Linked DNA regions of Homo sapiens: region 1 is linked to region 2. The links are chromatin loops, found by intact Hi-C in ENCODE. Cell type or tissue: heart right ventricle. All regions are shown on one strand. Each heading gives the region's core, and the rest is flanking DNA. Links, peaks and the distances in the headings are about the cores only. Region 1 overlaps SPIRE1 (spire type actin nucleation factor 1). Region 2 overlaps SPIRE1 (spire type actin nucleation factor 1).

Region 1 (8,339 bases), core at 100-8,099, 45 kb after region 2:
ACCAAAAAGAATAAAATATCTAGGAGTAAATTTAATAAGGAGGTAAAAGACTTATATACAAAAACTATGAGACAGAAACAAATGGAAGAATAATATTCATGAATTGAAAGACTTACTGTTAACATGTGAATACTACCCAAAGCTATATACAGATCCAATAGAATCCCCAAGAAAATCCTAATGGTATTTTTTACAGAAGTAGAAGATAATCCTAAAATTCCTATGGAACCACAAAAGACAATGAATAGCCAATCAATCTTGAGAAAGAATAACAAAGCCAGAGACATCACACTTTCTGATCTTACAATATATTATAAAGTTACAATAACAAAAACAGCATGGTACTGGCAAACAACAGTGGAACAGAACAAAGAGTCCAGAAATGAACCCACACATATACAGTCAACTGATCTTTTTTTTTTCTTTCTTTCTTTCCATGGAATCTTGGTTCACCCAGGCTAGAGTGGAGTGGTGCAATCACAGCTCACTACAGCCTTGATCTCCTGGGCTCAAGTGATCCACTCTGAAGCTTTGTCACCAGAAAGTACATTTAATTATTTCAACCCATGAGAGTACTCTGTACAGCCCAGTGCTGTACTAGGGACACAACAACGAACAAGACAGACATGGGCCCTGTCATCACGAAGGTCACACAACAGAAGGGTCAGGATTAAACAAGGAAAATCAATATGGAATGGTGGAAGAATTCAAGACTGGAAGCAGGAGGACAATCAGTGCTGCTGCGACAGATGACAGCCTCGGCTGGGATAGTGGCTGCTGGGCTGAGAAGAGTAGAAGATTAAAAAGATCCAGAGGAAGTAAAATCAACAGGGGTTGGCCATCGGGTAAGAGTCAAAGATTATGTTAAGGTTTCTACATTGGGAAAACAAAATGCAATGGTTTGGGGAGAGACAGGATGAGTTCACTTGTGGAAATATTGGGTTTGTCTTGCTTGTAGGATATGATAAGGCTCTATCTAGCAGACAGCTGGACGTATGAGTCTGCATTTTTACAGATCTGCAATGTAGACTGTGAGCTGGAAGGTAGTCAGAAACAAAAACCATGGAAGAGGGTATGGTTGCTTAGGGAGAACAGAAGCCAGGATAGAAACTTTGAAGTCCAAGAGTCTGAAAAAGGCAGAAGAAGAGATCAGAGGAGAAAACTAGCAGAGTGGGGGTCACAAAACCAGATCCTTTCCTGTTAAGGTACCACTATAGACCGTTTTCGTAAAGGCAGTTTCTCTGGATTCTTTGGGCATTTTTAGTCTTACAAACTGAAAGACAGTCGTATAAATAAAAATGTTTACAGACATCTTATAATATGGCCTTCCTATAAATCAAAATCAATATGTGCTTGTAGTATACACTAAAAAATAAAAAATAATAACTGTAAAGGAAGTTTAGAAATAAGTTAAGTAATATCCGGTAATAACATGCTTTCATGACATAATATTACGGGTATCTTTAAACCCATAATAAACAAACATAAGGTAAAACTGTACATCTATCATCTATATTTTTAAAATATAATACGTTATCTTTGTATATGCAATACAATTTATAAAGTATTTTTTTACCATAATCCTATTTAATTCTTACATAAAACTCATAATGTAGGTTAAGAGGAACTTTTATCCCCCTTCTGCCAATGAAGAAAATGATGCTCAGAGAGGTAAAGAGACTTTCCTAAAACCTCAGCCTAGAGACTGGCAGAGCTCTTTCAATTACGGCACGATGTTCTCATATAGTTCAGTATTAGATAGGCGGAAGGATTTCCCACCCTATAAATTTCAAGTAAGTGTGAGGGGGTATGTATATGAGAGAGTGAGAGGGGGTATGTATACGAGAGAGTGAGAGGGAGAACAAGTGAGTGAGATACAGAGAAATGAACAAGGAATGAGAACTCTTTACTTTCATGGGGCTGGGTGTATAAAGATCCTTTTCCCAGGGGATGACTCTAGACTGAGTACAGGAAGCAGTGGACTCACCTAATCTGCTACGTCTAATCTCCTCTGGTGATACAGGCCGCAGCTTTCTTTCTGCTTTAATTTCTTCTAATATTCTTTCATGGAGGCTCCGTGGCCGTGGTGGAGTTGGTTTCAGTTTTCTGGCTGAGACCTTGAAAGTAAGAAAAATGGCTAAAGACTTCAGTAATTAAGTAATTTTTACTGAAGTCTAGTCATACAGTACAGTATTATAAATTACATTTCATTGACTGGAACACTGCTTGATAAAAGATTACTTTCAAGTCATTAAATATTAAGGTTCCTAAAGCAATAGGGAGATTACTGGATATCAGAGTGATTTGGTTATACATTCTCAAATTGTATTTTATTGCTTACAGGAGGGGTCTCACTCTGTTGCCCAGGCTGGAGTGCAGTGGTGCAATCTCAGCTCACTGCAACCTCTGCCTCCCGGGTTCAAGCGATTCTCGTGCCTCAGCCTCCCGAGTAGCTGGGATTACAGGCGTGTGCCAACATGCCTGGCTAATTTTTGTATTTTTAGTAGAGATGGGGTTTCACCAAGTTGGTCAGGCTGGTCTCGATCTCCTGATCTCAAGTGATCCACCCTCCTCAGTCTCCCAAAGTGCTGGGATTACAGGCATGAGCCGCTGCACCTGGCTACACTTTGAATGTCTAAGCTCAAGGGGTCCTTCTGCCTGAGCCTCCCAAGTGGTTGGGATTCCAGGCGCATGCCACTGAGCCTGGCTTGCTCAACTAATTTTAAGCAGTTATAATTATGTTCCCTATATGCTAGCGTGATAGGTAATCAGTTGCAATGCAGGTTATTACTACTGTTCTTTTTTTTGTGTTTTTGTTTTGTTTTGTTTTTTGTTTTTGAGACAGGGTCTTGCTCTGTCACCCAGGCTGGAGTGCAGTGGCACGATCATGGCTCACTGTGGTCTTGACCTCCTGTGCTGAAGTGATCCGTCTACCTCAGCCTCCTGAGTAGCTGGGACAACAAGTGTATGCCACTGCACACGGCTAATTTTTTTTTCTTTAATTTCTTTGTAGAGAGAGGGTCTCTCTATGTTGCCCAGGCTGGTTTTGAATTCCCGGGCCCAAGCAATCTTCCCATCCTGGCCTTCCAAAGTGTGGGGATTACAGGTGTGAGCCACCTCCCAAGTGCTGTGAACACCCCGCTCTACTGTTTTTAAAACTAACATTTTTTAGTAACCACCCATAACCTTCTTAGATTGTTATTATCTTCATTTTATAATTGAGGAAATAAAGGCTCTGGGAGGCTGATTAGCTCCCTCAGAGATACGTGGCTGCTAAATTGTGGAGCCAGTGTTCAAGTCCAGGTTCACATGGTCCATGCTCCTTCTGTTCTACCATGACCTACCATCCTACCATGACCACTCTGGCCTGGGAGACACAGTGAGACTGTGTCTCAGAAACAAAAATAATATAATTTACAGCTGGGCTTCATCTTCAGAGTAAAAAGCTCAGAGAAAAAACCTCGGCCGGGCACGGTGGCTCACGCCTGTAATCCCAGCACTTTGGGAGGCCGAGGTGGGCGGATCACGAGGTCAGGAAATCAAGATCATCCTGGCTAACACGGTGAAACCCCGTCTCTACTAAAAAAAAAAAAATACAAAAAAAATTAGCCGGGCATGGTGGCAGGCGCCTGTAGTCCCAGCTACTTGGTAGGCTGAGGCAGGAGAATGGTGTGAACCCGGGAGGTGGAGCTTGCAGTGAGCCGAGATCGCGCCACTGCACTCCAGCCTGGGCGACAGAGTGAGACTCCATCTCAAAAAAAAAAAAAAAAAAATACAAAAAAAAACAAACCCATCTCTACTGAAAATACAAAAAAATTAGCCAGGCGTGGTGGCAGGTGCCTGTAGTCCCAGCTACTCGGGAGGCTGAGGCAGGAGAATGGCGTGAACCCAGGAGGCGGAGCTTGCAGTGAGCCGAGATTGCATCACCGCACTCCAGCCTGGGCGACAAAGTGAGACTCTGTCTCAAAAAAAAAAAAAAAAAACCCTCCTAGGTAGCCCTCTTTGCCTTCTTTAAAAAAGATTTATAAAAAGGATCATTAATTATGCTTTAGTTGTATACAAACTGAGAAATACTATTCACTTTCTAGTTACTTTATGTACACTGTTTTGAGAGGCTTTGGTGAGCACTGGCTATTGAGCCGGGTAAAAAAGAAATAAGGAACAGAAGAAACACAAACCAATGTTCCAACAGATTAGAATATTCTGAGTCTATGGTTGCTAGAAAGAACTCTGTTAACAGAGGAACATGATAATTAACATAGAAATGGATGTACAGCAGGTGGATTTATTATAAAATATGTCAATATGACAATTTAATCAAGGAGGGGTAGGTTGCATCCTATAGTAAACTGGAAGGACAATCCATAACAGGACTATCCAGTAATATATTTAGCTGTTATCTAGGAGGTATATGACCAGATTTTGCACCATGACCCAGGTTGTTTTGAGTAAAAGTATCCTAAGACAGCCTTGTATTAAATAATTTTAAGATTTTTCAGTGACTTAAGAATATAATTTACAAGGCCAGCTGTAGTGGCTCATGTCTGTAATCCCAACACTTCAGGAGGCTGAAGTGGGAGGACTGCTTGAGGCCAGGAGTTTGAGACCAGCGTGGGCAACATGGCAAAACCACATCTCCACAAAAAATTTAAAAAGTTAGCCTGGGCATGGTGGTGCACACCTGTGGTCCCAGCTACTTGGGAGGCTGAGGTGGGAGGATCACTTGAGTCCCAGGGGTCACTCCAGCCTGGGTGACACAGTGAAACTCTGTCTTAAAAACAAAAAATATAATTTACAGCTGGGCTTCATCTTCAGAGTAAAAAGCTCAGAGGAAAAACCACCTAGGAAAGCTGAGTTCTAGAGATGACACCCTAGAGTAGAATAATTCATTATGATATCTCCAATCTAGAGAACTATGTCGAATTACATACTGGATTTAAAGGAGGTCTGGATCTGATGAAGTCGAGGATGATTTCATGAGCACTCTTTTTTAACCGAGGGGGAATATCACCATTCACCTAAAAGGAGACAAAAAGCAGAAGATTCATGTGACTATATAAGACTATCATGAATTTCTGGGTATAGCTGTTATCTCAAATATGCCATAAAATTAGTGAAGTGTAATTACCAAGGATACATTTCAAATCAATAAAGTGGGGAGTAAATGGCTGAGTGATTCAGAGGAAAGACTGTGAAATTGAAGAAAATCCAAGTTTACTTTAATTCTATCACTTTGTGAAATTTCAACAAAAAGTTTCTAAAATTATGAATGTAAATGGAATAAATAATACTTGAACTTATTCAGTATTTTATGATTTAAAAAACTTTTTACCTCTTATTTTCCTCCTTGTAAAAAAAACCTAGGTAGGCCGGGAGCAGTGGCTCACGCATGTAATCCCAGCACTTTGGGAGGCCGAGGCAGGCGGAACCCCTGAGGTAGGGAGTTAGAGACCAGCCTGGCCAACATGGTGAAACCCTGTCTCTACTAAAAATACAAAAATTAGGCTGGGTGTGGTGGCTCACGTCTGTAATCCCAGCACTTCGGGAGGCCGAGACGGGCTGATCACAAGGTCAGGAGATCGAGACCATCTTGGCTAACACGGTGAAACCCTGTCTCTACTAAAAATACAAAAAATTAGCCGGGCGTGGTGGCGGGCACCTGTAGTCCCAGCTACTCAGGAGGCTGAGGCAGGAGAATGGCATGAACCCAGGAGGCGGAGCTTGCAGTGAGCTGAGATCACATCACTGCACTCCAGTCTGGGTGACAAAGCAAGACTCCGTCTCAAAAAAAAGAAAAATAAATAAATAAAAATAAAAATACAAAAATACAAAAATTAGCCAGGCATGGCAGCAGGCGCCTGTAATTCCAGCTACTTGGGAAGCTGAGGCAGGAGACTCGCTTGAACCTAGGAGGAGGAGGTTGCAGTGAGCCGAGATCACGCTACTGCACTCCAGCCTAGGCAACAGAGCAAGACTCTGTCGCAAAACAACAACAACAACAAAACAAACAACAACAAAAAAACCCCACAAAAACCTAGGTAATAGAAAAAAACCAGGGATAAGATTCACATTTTGTAAATAAAACTAAAGCACAGAGCAGAGGATATCTGCCTCCATCCACAAAACTTTTAAGTAGAAGAGCTATTGTGGAGGACCAGTCTGTCTCTGATTCTACTCTAATGTCCTCTCTTTTTAATGCAATGTGTTAAAAACAATTTTTTTTAGAAATTTTTTTTTTAAACCCAGAAAACCACAAGAAGCAACAACTTAAATTCCCATTCTGACCACTTAGAAGGCACAGTCATGACCAGTTTGTCCTGTTTGTTTCCTGGTCTTGTTTGACAAAATAGAACCTCAATGGCCACTCCTATGCCCTGTCCCTTCCCCAGACGTGACCACATATTGAGTTCAGAGTGTGTGGCAAGCCTGCTGGGGCCTACTCAACATCCACTCTCCTCTTCCTCCCTATGCTAGTCCTCCCTCTCCCCCAGTCCTGAATGAGGGCAGGATGGCCCAGAGCAAGCTTCAGGAATAACTGCTGCTGCTTGAGCCAAGCCAGGCATATGACTGCTAGTTTAAGGAGGGTGATCGAGAAGCAGAACCAGTGGCCTAACCTGGCACCACCCACTACTTGTGGATTTCATATTATGTAGATTAAAAAAAACCTTATTTCATAAAACAGTTTAATCAGACTTTTCTATTACTCACTAGTCTACTACTGAATAACATGTATCTTTCTGGCTAATTTTCACATGCTTTCTTTGTATCCTAAGAGCAGGAATGAGAATGGATTAACTGAGGCCAACCCTATACGTTCCATTCCCAAAACAAGCACATTAACTGTAGTCTCCTCAGTAGTCAGAAGCTGTATCCTGGGTCCCAATTACAGATGTGGGACAATGCTCCTGAGGGAGGCAGCAGGCCATTATGGACCTAAGTCAGTACGGGTGGAGGAAGCTCCCTTATCCAAATGCTTGGGACTAGAGTGTTTCAGATTTTTCAATATTTACATTATACTTATCAAAAAATCTGAAATGTTCCAATGAGAATGTCTTTTGAGTATCATACTGGCCCTCAAAAAGTTTGCTGGAGCACTTCAGATGTCCAGGTTTGTGACGCTAAACCTGTATAAGGATAAGTGGTTGTGTGAAAACCATTTTGCTGCTGGGTCAGTTAAATTATTTTCCTGTAAGTAAACAAGCTCTCTGAAGCAAAATGAGAAATGATTCCTGGATGAACACAAATAGTAGATGCTTAAATAAATAAGATCAGTTATAGAAATTTGGTATTATTTTTGAGCAACAATGCCTTAAACAAGCAAAAAACTTTTTTGTATTTTACTTAGTAGAGATGGGGTTTCACCATGTTGGCCAGGCTGGTCTTGAACTCCTGACCTCAGGTGATCCGTCCACCTCGGCCTCCTAAAGTGCTGGGATTTCAGGTGTGAGTCTGGGCGCCCGGCCCAACAAAAAACTTCTAACACATAAAATGATCTCCTCTGAAAAATTTAAAACGTCTACCCTGTACTCAATCTTGTTTCTGAAATAATTTTCTTTTTTTGCGACACGGGCTTGTTCTATGACCCAGGTTGGAGTGCAGTGGCGTGATCACAGCTCACTGCCGTCTTGACCTCCCAGGCTCAAGCGATCCCTCCACCTCAGCCTCCTGAGTAGCTGGGACTACAGGTGTGAACCACCATCCCCAGCTAGTTTTTAATTTTTTGTAGAATTGGGGGTCTATGTTGCCTAGGCTGGTCTTGAATGTTCAGACTCAAGCGATCCTAGCACTTGGCCTTCCAGTGTTGGGATTACAGGTGTAATCCCAACTGCACCCTGCCCATTTATTTATTTATTTATTTTTATGGAGATGGGGTCTCACTAAGTTGCCCAGGCTACTCTCAAACTCCTGGGCTCAAGCAATCTTCCTGCCTTGGCCTCCCACAAAGGGTTGGATTGCAGGCATGAGCCACTGTGTCTGGCCTTTTATTTTTATCTTAAATAAAACAGAACCATTAATGATGACATAAGACCACAGCTAATAATCTACAAAACCAAGTTATAGTTTAGTGACTGATATTGGTCCCCTAATGAAATTTCAAGAAGTGTGAGGTTAGGGCCAAACATCCTTCTTTGCATGTTGATACCTAGTTGTCCCAATATCAATTGGTGAAGAGACCTATTCTTTCTCTATTTAATGGTCTCGGCACCCTTGTTGTAAATGGATTGAACATAGGTGTATGAGTTTGTTTTTGTACTCTGAATTCTGTTTTTTATATCCTACACTGTTTTGACTACTAAATCTTTGTTGTAAGTTGTAAAATGGGGATGTGTGAGTCCACC
Region 2 (8,339 bases), core at 181-8,180:
AATTAGCTGGGCATGGTGGCGGGCACTTGTAATCCCAGGTACTTGGGAGGCTGAGGCACGAGAATCGCTTGAACTCCTGACCTCAGGTGATCCGTCTGCCTCAGCCTCCCAAAGTGCTGGGATTACAGGCGTGAACCACCATGCCCGGCCTAGACTGTATTTCTTCAAAGATCACAGGCTGCTTATAAAAGTACCCTGCCTTCCCAATTGAGGTGATTTCTGACAGCTAATTACCAAAAGACATCACCGTCTTACGATAGCAACTCAACACAGAAAGTCTGATGGAAAGCCATTTTATTTTTCTCTAAATTTTAAAATAGAAGACTTTAATGGAAAACATTTAGTACCATCATGTCACCCTGAATGCCAGCAATACCTCGACTTTTACACACGCAGGAAGCCTAGTAAAAGCCCCGTCAGTAGTACACATTTCTCTATGGTCCTTCAACAGTTTTGCATATACAAAATTTTCTGCTATTTTGCTTTAGCAAACAGCAATAAACTTTTGTGTTTCCTATATGACACCTAATATCCAGTCCTACAGTAATATAGTTAGAAAAATAAAAGGCTTAAAAATTTCATAGTACGAGTTCATGGTGCTAATAACAGAATCTCTTTAAACATAAGATCATTTTAAGCCTCTTACATAACCACCTTCTGGTTTCATTTGAAATCCTTAAGAATTAAAATCTAGTAAGATTGTTAAATCAACGTACGTCAATCATTCATTTTCACTTGCCTTGGGAGAGTTAATTCCCACTGTCCACTGAATGAATGCCTTTCAAATATTAATAAATATATTACAGTATTTACAAGCATTCTTATACACTCCGACACTGACAGGGAGTTAAGCCATGGAGAGGGAAGCACAGGTTTCCCAATAGTGTGACTTCATGACGTATGGGACAAAAGGAACCGGTGCTCAGGCCTGGAGGGAGCTGAGATGAGAGCAGGGATGATGGTTCAGATACGCACACATGCTCTAAGACACATCAGACTCTAGCTGAGACCAGCCAGACATTTCTTTTGTTGTTGGATTAGAAGTAAAACTGAACAAGAAACCAGGACACGGAAGGAAGAACTGGAAGCTATGCCTAAAGTCAGACCAGGCTAAGGATTTTAAAACCAAGCTCCACAAGCTCTTAGTGAATTACCCTGTGGAAACTATGTAGCTGACGTGAAGTGTGGAGGGGGGTGGTAGAAAGGGGGGTTAAATGTAAGACTTTGTTTTGGCAACAAAAAATGATAGTAATTTGATTTCTACAACTTTAACTGTGCCATGTGCCCTTTCTTACCCCACTTTCTGCAGATTGTTTCATATGAACGTACCCTCCACGTGACCTCTTTAATGCACTTGGCAAACTCCGTTAATGCTGTTGAAGAATGTATGTTCTGTGCTGTGGTAAGAGGTGATCGTAATGCCCAAATCATCCAATACACTATCATAAAGTGAAGTGAAAGACATGTACTAGATGTTTGCTTTGTGAATGTGAATGAAAGTCTTATTTTGGGGGTGTAGTTTCTTATGTTTTAATAAAAACAGTAGTCATTATTTTAAAAAGCACATTCTCCTAGGTGCATATTTATATACATATACAAATACCATTTCCTTCCCCCTTGTGCCCTTCTGGGTAGTCATTTTAAAAACTCAAGCCTGGGGTCATCAAAAGGGGTAGATTTATACTCCCACCTAACTGTCTGGAGTATAGAGTTCAGATAGTCTCTTAGGAAGTTTTATAAATGAGATTCACCCAGTACAATTCTGAAAGCTCTTAAACAGGAGTCTTTAAAATAATGTAAACACTTAAGTAATCAATAAGGGTTCTCTGGTGGCCCACTTTTACATGCAAATACAGACCAACTGTTAACATGCATTATTTTAGTCAACTGGTAAAGTTTATTTCATAAGTATAAGTAATTTTAAGCCTTTTACTAAACTGTAAATTTCAATCCATTAAAAACTACTACCGGAGCAGTTTTGAGGTATTACTGTTAATTTAGTATAGAAATGTTACTGTATTTTGATGTGGTATGAAATGCAGCCGCCATGCCTTTCATGAAACGGTGCTATCGTGGTGCTGACTACAGACATGTCCTATGGCTTTCAGGAAATTATTGTGCATGTGCATTAACAGATTTTCCAAACATTAATGACAATTTGATTGGTTAGTCATTTGTAAGCATACCAAAATAATACAGTATAGCCCACGTATGAGCCAAACACACTGAGACATTTGAGGCATACAATGCTACCCTCCAGTCTACTTTCGTCAGAAACCAAACCTACTCACTCAAATCATTTACAAGGAAAACTAGTGCAGAAAGCACCCCAAAAATGTTGCCTGTCAGCAGGTTAATTTTCTTCTAACTTTAAAAGAAGTAGATATTTTTTCTTTTAAAATTCATTTATAAAAATAAATTTTAGTTTGAGACCCTAGGTACCAAATTGTGGCTTAATTTACTCAAGATGGATGTACTACAAAGTTATGAAAAATGTAGCTGAAAACCCATGAGCTCCAGCTCATTTCTGCAGCGTGGCCAACAGCTGCCACTGTACACTGTCACAACCCTTCTCATAGGTAACCAAAATACGCTCAACGTCTTGACAAACTTTTAGCCTTCCTTTGTCCTGAAACTCCCACACAACTTTAATTCTTAGACCTCCATTATAAAACTATTAGTAACCATAATACATTCAAGATAGAGAATGAAGACCTGTCATCCACTCAGGAGACACTGAACCAGGGCACTGGGACAACACGGCCACTCAGGGGAAATAGTCACCCTTGTGGGTGTACAGCTCTTCAGATGTTTTGCACTAGAATGCAGGCAAAAAGTCCCTTATGTAATTTTTATCTCCAAGCAACAACATTTAAAAATCAGTTGAAGAGTGTCAGCAGGTGCTTCTAGGTTCTGTGCTGTGAGCCCCCAGGTCGTGGAGTGTAGGGCTCTGGATCTCTCTGTACACGGGATAGAAACACAGTCACGTGGAAATGCCAATATGACTTACTGCTTAGGGCTGTGCTGACATCGGCATCTCTGTTAGACTGATTCTCGTAGGAGAAGCTTTTTTTTTTTGCCTTAGTCAGGAGATTATTCGAGGAACAGTAAAGAACTGAACTAAGGAAGTAGCTACTGGCTTCCAAAGCCACACACACACAAAAGTAAGTTTCAAACTGTTGTCCTCTCTCAGTGCAAACGAGCAATTGGCGGACCTGTCACGTTTCATCAATCGATACGAACACAGCATTCAGTCTGTGGAACAATGTGATGCGGCAAAAATCTGATCTAATGCAAATTCAAGCCCATTAAATAAAACCACAGAAAGGAGAGCCAGCCCGGCTCAGTGTCCTCGCGCACGGACGCTGACTCGTAGCACAAAAGCAGCTGAAAGGCACGAGGCTCAGATCTCACTGATCGTCCTCTCTGAAGGGCAGTACTCCGAGGGGCCTGGCGAGGACATGTAGAAAGACTGCGTTTTCCTTTTCAATCGGGCCCTTTTGTTGGCCAACACCAGACTGCGCCGGCTTGAACTGATGATTTCCGAAATGAACTTCTTGCAGTCCACACACACCTCCATGGTGCTCCAGTCCTCCATCAACTCTTTGGGAAACTGGAGTTCTTCATCTGATTTGTCCATAGACTTAGATTTTGAGGAGAACCTGGGGTGAAAACAAAACAGAAGCCCAGCATTGTTACTTATAGGTCTGCTGCAATATTAAGAAAATATGTATAAAAAAAAGTAAATTTGTTGTCAAAACATCATGGAATGGATGAGTGATTTAATCATATGTCCTTCTAAAAAAATTTCTTATTGGTGACAAGGCTAAAAAATATTACTTAGAAAAGAAAGTAGGAGGCCTAGTGCGGTGGCTCACGCCTGTAATCCCAGCACTTTGGGAGGCTGAGGCAGGCAGATCACCTGAGGTCAGGAGTTTGGCGAAACCCAGTCTCTACTAAAAAAAAAAAAAAAAAATAGCCAGGCATGGTGGTGGGCCCCTGTAATCCCCACTTCTCTGGAGGCTGAGGCGGGAGAATCGCTTGAACCCGGGAGGTGAAGGTTGCAGTGAGCTGAGATGGCACCACTGCACTCTAGCCAGGGTGACAAAAGCGAAACTCTGTCTCAAAAAACAAAAAAAGAAAAGGAAAGAAAGCAGAAAACATGTCTTATTAAGACAGGCACTGCCCAGACTATCGAACAATACAGTCAGGATGGCTAAAGGTGACCCCAAGAAACCAAAGGGCAAGATGTCTGCTTATGCCTTTTTGTGCAGACGTGCAGAGAAGAACATAAGAAGAAGAGCCCAGCGGTCTCTGTCAATTTTGCAGAATTTTCCAAGAAGTGCTCTGAGAGGTGGAAGACAATGTCTGGGAAAGAGAAGTCTAAATTTGATGAAATGGCAAAGGTGGATAAAGTACACTACCACTGGGAAATGAAGGATTATGGACCAGCTAAGGGAGGCAAGAAGAAGGATCCTAATGCCCCGAAAAAGCCACCGTCTGGATTCTTCCTGCTCTGTTCAGAATTCCACCCCAAGATCAAATTCATAAACCCTGGCATCTCTATTGGAGACATGGCAAAAAAGCTGGGTGAGATGCGGAATAACTTAAATGACAGTGAAAAGCAGCCTTACACCACTAAGGCGGCAAAGCTGAAGGAAAAGTATGAGAAGGATGTTTCTGACTATAAGTTGAAAGGAAAGTTTGATGGAGAAAAGGGTCCTGCTAAAGTTGCCCAGAAAAAGGTGGAAGAGGAAGATGAAGATGAACAAGATGAAAAGGAAGAAGGAGGGGAGGAGGAGGAGGAGGAGGAGGATGAATAAGAGACTGTCCATTTGAAAAAAAAAAAAGAAATAATACTAAAAACTCTTAACCACCCTTCTAGAATTCTTGAAAAATAGGGTATTCATCTGATTCCCAATGAACATTAGCTAACTGTAGATGGCAGGTCAGACTACGGGAAATTCAAGTAAATTTATCTTAATCCCATGACACATCCTAAAAACTAAATTTTGACTAGTTTTCTCATCATTTATGTATTTATCAAACAAGCTTCTCCCTCCCCAACAATTCCCTGTATTTGTGCGATTATTTATTGGGATTCCAAGGAGCTGGAGATAACCAGACCAACATCATAGTAAATATTTCCAGGAATGTCTGAGATAACCAGGAATCATCTACTTATTTACTATTTTAACTAAACCAAACAGGATATAAATGGGTAGTCTATAGTATGTTCAGAGTTAAGTATGGAAAACTGTAGCAGCTGTTATGTGCACTGCCTTGAGCTCACTGAAAATTCACACCCAGAGGTCTCAGAGGAGGCAGCCCAAGCACAGAGGCAGACGTTTCAGGCACAAGGTTCATGCTGGGCTCACAGCTTCCTCGCCTCGCTGTCCACAGAGCCAGGACATGTGGTTGGTAGATCAAAGCCCAGCCTCTCGGCCCTGCCAGCTTGAGGCTTGAGCTGGCCTACCTCCTTCCATCTTTCTTAAGGCCCAACACTAAACTTACCCTGCACTAAATGCAAAGGGACTGATACTGAGGTGATGTTTTTTCTTTTAAATTATTAGCTCTTGGCATAAAGCTTTATTTCTGCCTTTACAATAATAGTAAAGTCAGTCAAAGCTATGGCAGAACATTGTAAACAGGATTAAACAGATTCCTTTCAAAACTAGACAAGGAGGAAAGGATGAGACTGTTACATTCCAATTTTCAACTCCATTGAAAACAAGGTCAGTTTTAAAGATGACTCTTACAGGACACAGTAAAACAGTTATTTCTAAAGTAGAAAAAAATATAAACTCTGTGATGAAAGTATCTTTCAAGTAGCTAGCCATTATTCCTTGAAAAGTTACCTTTGGGGAAGTTTTGGAGATTTGTGTGTAAAACTGTATTAAAACCAACCAACAAACCAATAAAAACCCCTCGAGCCAAAACCCTAACACTCTACCACAGTCCTCAAGAGTAGAACTCTTCTTCTGCAAAGGATGGTTTGACAACCCAGGCCCCTTGCTCACCTGGCAATGCTCCGAAGTGGCCGATGATGGGCAGTGGAGGGTTTTTCTGACCTCATACTACTTTCCCCTCTTTGCAGAGCAGAAGGTCCCAATGAAAAGATAGGAAGAGTGGAGTATGGTTTGGAGGGCAGCCGCATCTATTATCCCAAATAAAACTGGCAATGAGCAGTACCGTTAAAGAGGCAGTCACTAAAAGGAACACAAGTATAAATGAACCAAGCTTAGCTTACCTTTTTGCAACACTGTGAGCACACCGGCCTGTAAACAAAATCATAAATGTTATTTGGCATGATACCAGGGGACGCAACTGGGAGTTAGAGAAGCCTATGGCAGTACAGTTGTAAGTTTCCACAATAAACTGCATAACTCTCCCTTCTTCTATTAGAATGTAACAAATTGACACACTGAATTGCCAAAAAGATAATCTACAGAACTTAACTCTTACACTGTCTCCTATAAAAGGATCAACTTACATGTGTTTGGAATTTTCTTATTTGTCTATCCAGGGATCACATGATAATCACATCTTATTTTTTTTCTGTTCAAACATGACATATTATTAGAATGATCTTAGTTATGTAAAAGAAGTAACATACAGAGAAACATTTTCTAGGTTCAATATCAAATAAATATTTGGCTCACTCTCTTAAGAAATCAATATTCCTAACCTACAAGGATAGCACAAGGTAACGTAACAGAGTGAGTCATTTCTAATTTTATTCCTGTTTAGAAAGATGGTGAAATAAGGAAGATAATTGGTATTTCTCTTACGACTGTTAAATTTATCTTTTCATCAATTACAAAATACCTTACCTCTTACAGAACTGACAGGTATAAGACCAAGTGAAGAAGGAAAACCTCCTGGTTCGGCAACAAAAGCAGAGCTAAAAAATACAAATTTAAGAGGAAAAAAAACATTGCCAACAGCAAATTTCCTAATATCCATGTTTGAATATGCTTTACATCTATATATAGGGGAAGCTGAACAGACAAGAGGAGGAAGACAATTCAGAAATCCTGTTTATAACAGCTGGCTCTGTGATGCTGATAATGTAGCTCTGTATTTAATTATAATTCTATTTTAAAAGGTAATAAAAGGCCACAGCTCTTAAGTGTCTCCTCATCATGGAAGGAATCTGCAGAAGGTTCTGAAAAACCCTCCTCTGTTTCTCAGATACATTTTTTTTTTTTTTTTATGAGATGGAGTCTCACTGTTTCGCCTAGGCTGGAGTGCAATGGCATGATCTTGGCTCACTGCAAGCTCCGCCTCCTGGGTTCACGCCATTCTCCTGCCTCAGCCTCCTGAGTAGCTGGGACTACAGGCACCTGCTACCAGGCCTGGCTAATTTTTTGGTATCTTTAGTAGAGATGGGGTTTCACTGTGTTAGCCAGGATGGTCTCGATCTCCTGACCTTGTGATCCGCCTGCCTAGGCCGCCCAAAGTGCTGGGATTACAGGCGTGAGCCACTGCACCCGGCCTTCTCAGATACATTTTCTTTACAGATCCTTTAAAAGTGTAATGACTAAATGCACACATGGCTTTTTTATTGAGACGGAGTCTCACTATGTCACCAGGCTGGAGTGCAGTGGCGCAATCTCAGCTCACTGCAACCTCCACCTCCTGGGTTCAAGCGATTCTCCCACCTCAGCCTCCCGAGTAGCTGGGATTACAGGCACGCACCACCATGCCCAGCTAATTTTTGCATTTTTAGTAGAGACAGGGTTTCACCATGTTGGCCAGGATGGTCTTGATATCCCAACCTCGTGATCTGCCCGCCTCAGCTTCCCGAAGTGCTGGGATTACAAGCATGAGCCACCATGCCTGGCCACATGCATGGTTTTAGGAAGACATATCGATATTTGTTATGGTTGCTTGAAAACCTTCCAGTTTTGATTTCTAAGGCAGAAACAAAAATGCCCCCTCTTGTGAACGAGACAGCACATGTACTGTCTACTAGGATATGAACATCACACATCCCAAATCCCCTCAAAGTCTGTGCCACCTGGCTAGCAGATAACTCTCCCAGGAGACTATGCATGGGACTGGCCATCCTTCTACTCTTCTGATCAATCAACTTTAAACAGCACTACCTTTCCTTTTTTCAAGGCGGTGTAGATGTCTTTATACTGTTGGTATTTTTCCAGCTCTGCCTTCACCAGGACCTGGCGAATATGCATCACTTCTTCCACAGTAAGAGCGAGGCATTCCACTGGGTAGCAGAATTCCTCCTGAAATTCAAAATGTCACGTGAATAAGAGATTCCTACCCCCTGTTCTGGAAGTGCAAAATTTCCCTTCAGATCAGACCCCTGATTAGTA

Evidence for each region. Hi-C counts contacts between places; a loop is a spot of excess contacts. Peaks named below come from ENCODE experiments on the same cell type or tissue, not always from the same donor. Only the 100,000 strongest peaks of a DNase experiment are listed, where the experiment ranks them.
Region 1: it touches region 2 in a loop (2.0-fold over the local background); 3 of 110 quality-filtered maps call a loop at or near these places.

Annotation. Positions count from the first base shown.
Region 1 is chr18:12,491,085-12,499,423 of GRCh38, forward strand. It overlaps SPIRE1 (spire type actin nucleation factor 1), which reads right to left. Exons shown (of 17, transcript NM_001128626.2): 7 at 4,932-5,018; 8 at 1,988-2,117. Among named protein-coding and RNA genes, the nearest start is that of PRELID3A, 87 kb to the left of the region's middle. RefSeq lists a silencer at 3,355-3,554. In heart right ventricle, for the core only: no CTCF peak of the experiment used is centred there; no DNase peak of the experiment used is centred there.
Region 2 is chr18:12,446,235-12,454,573 of GRCh38, forward strand. It overlaps SPIRE1 (spire type actin nucleation factor 1), which reads right to left. Exons shown (of 17, transcript NM_001128626.2): 13 at 8,112-8,249; 14 at 6,834-6,904; 15 at 6,251-6,278; 16 at 6,021-6,157; 17 at 278-3,662. The coding sequence ends at 3,404. LOC105371998 (a long non-coding RNA gene) reads left to right here. Exons shown (of 6, transcript NR_136514.1): 6 at 1,310-1,564. It also overlaps the pseudogene HMGB3P28. Among named protein-coding and RNA genes, the nearest start is that of PRELID3A, 42 kb to the left of the region's middle. In heart right ventricle, for the core only: no CTCF peak of the experiment used is centred there; a DNase peak (open chromatin) is centred at 3,397.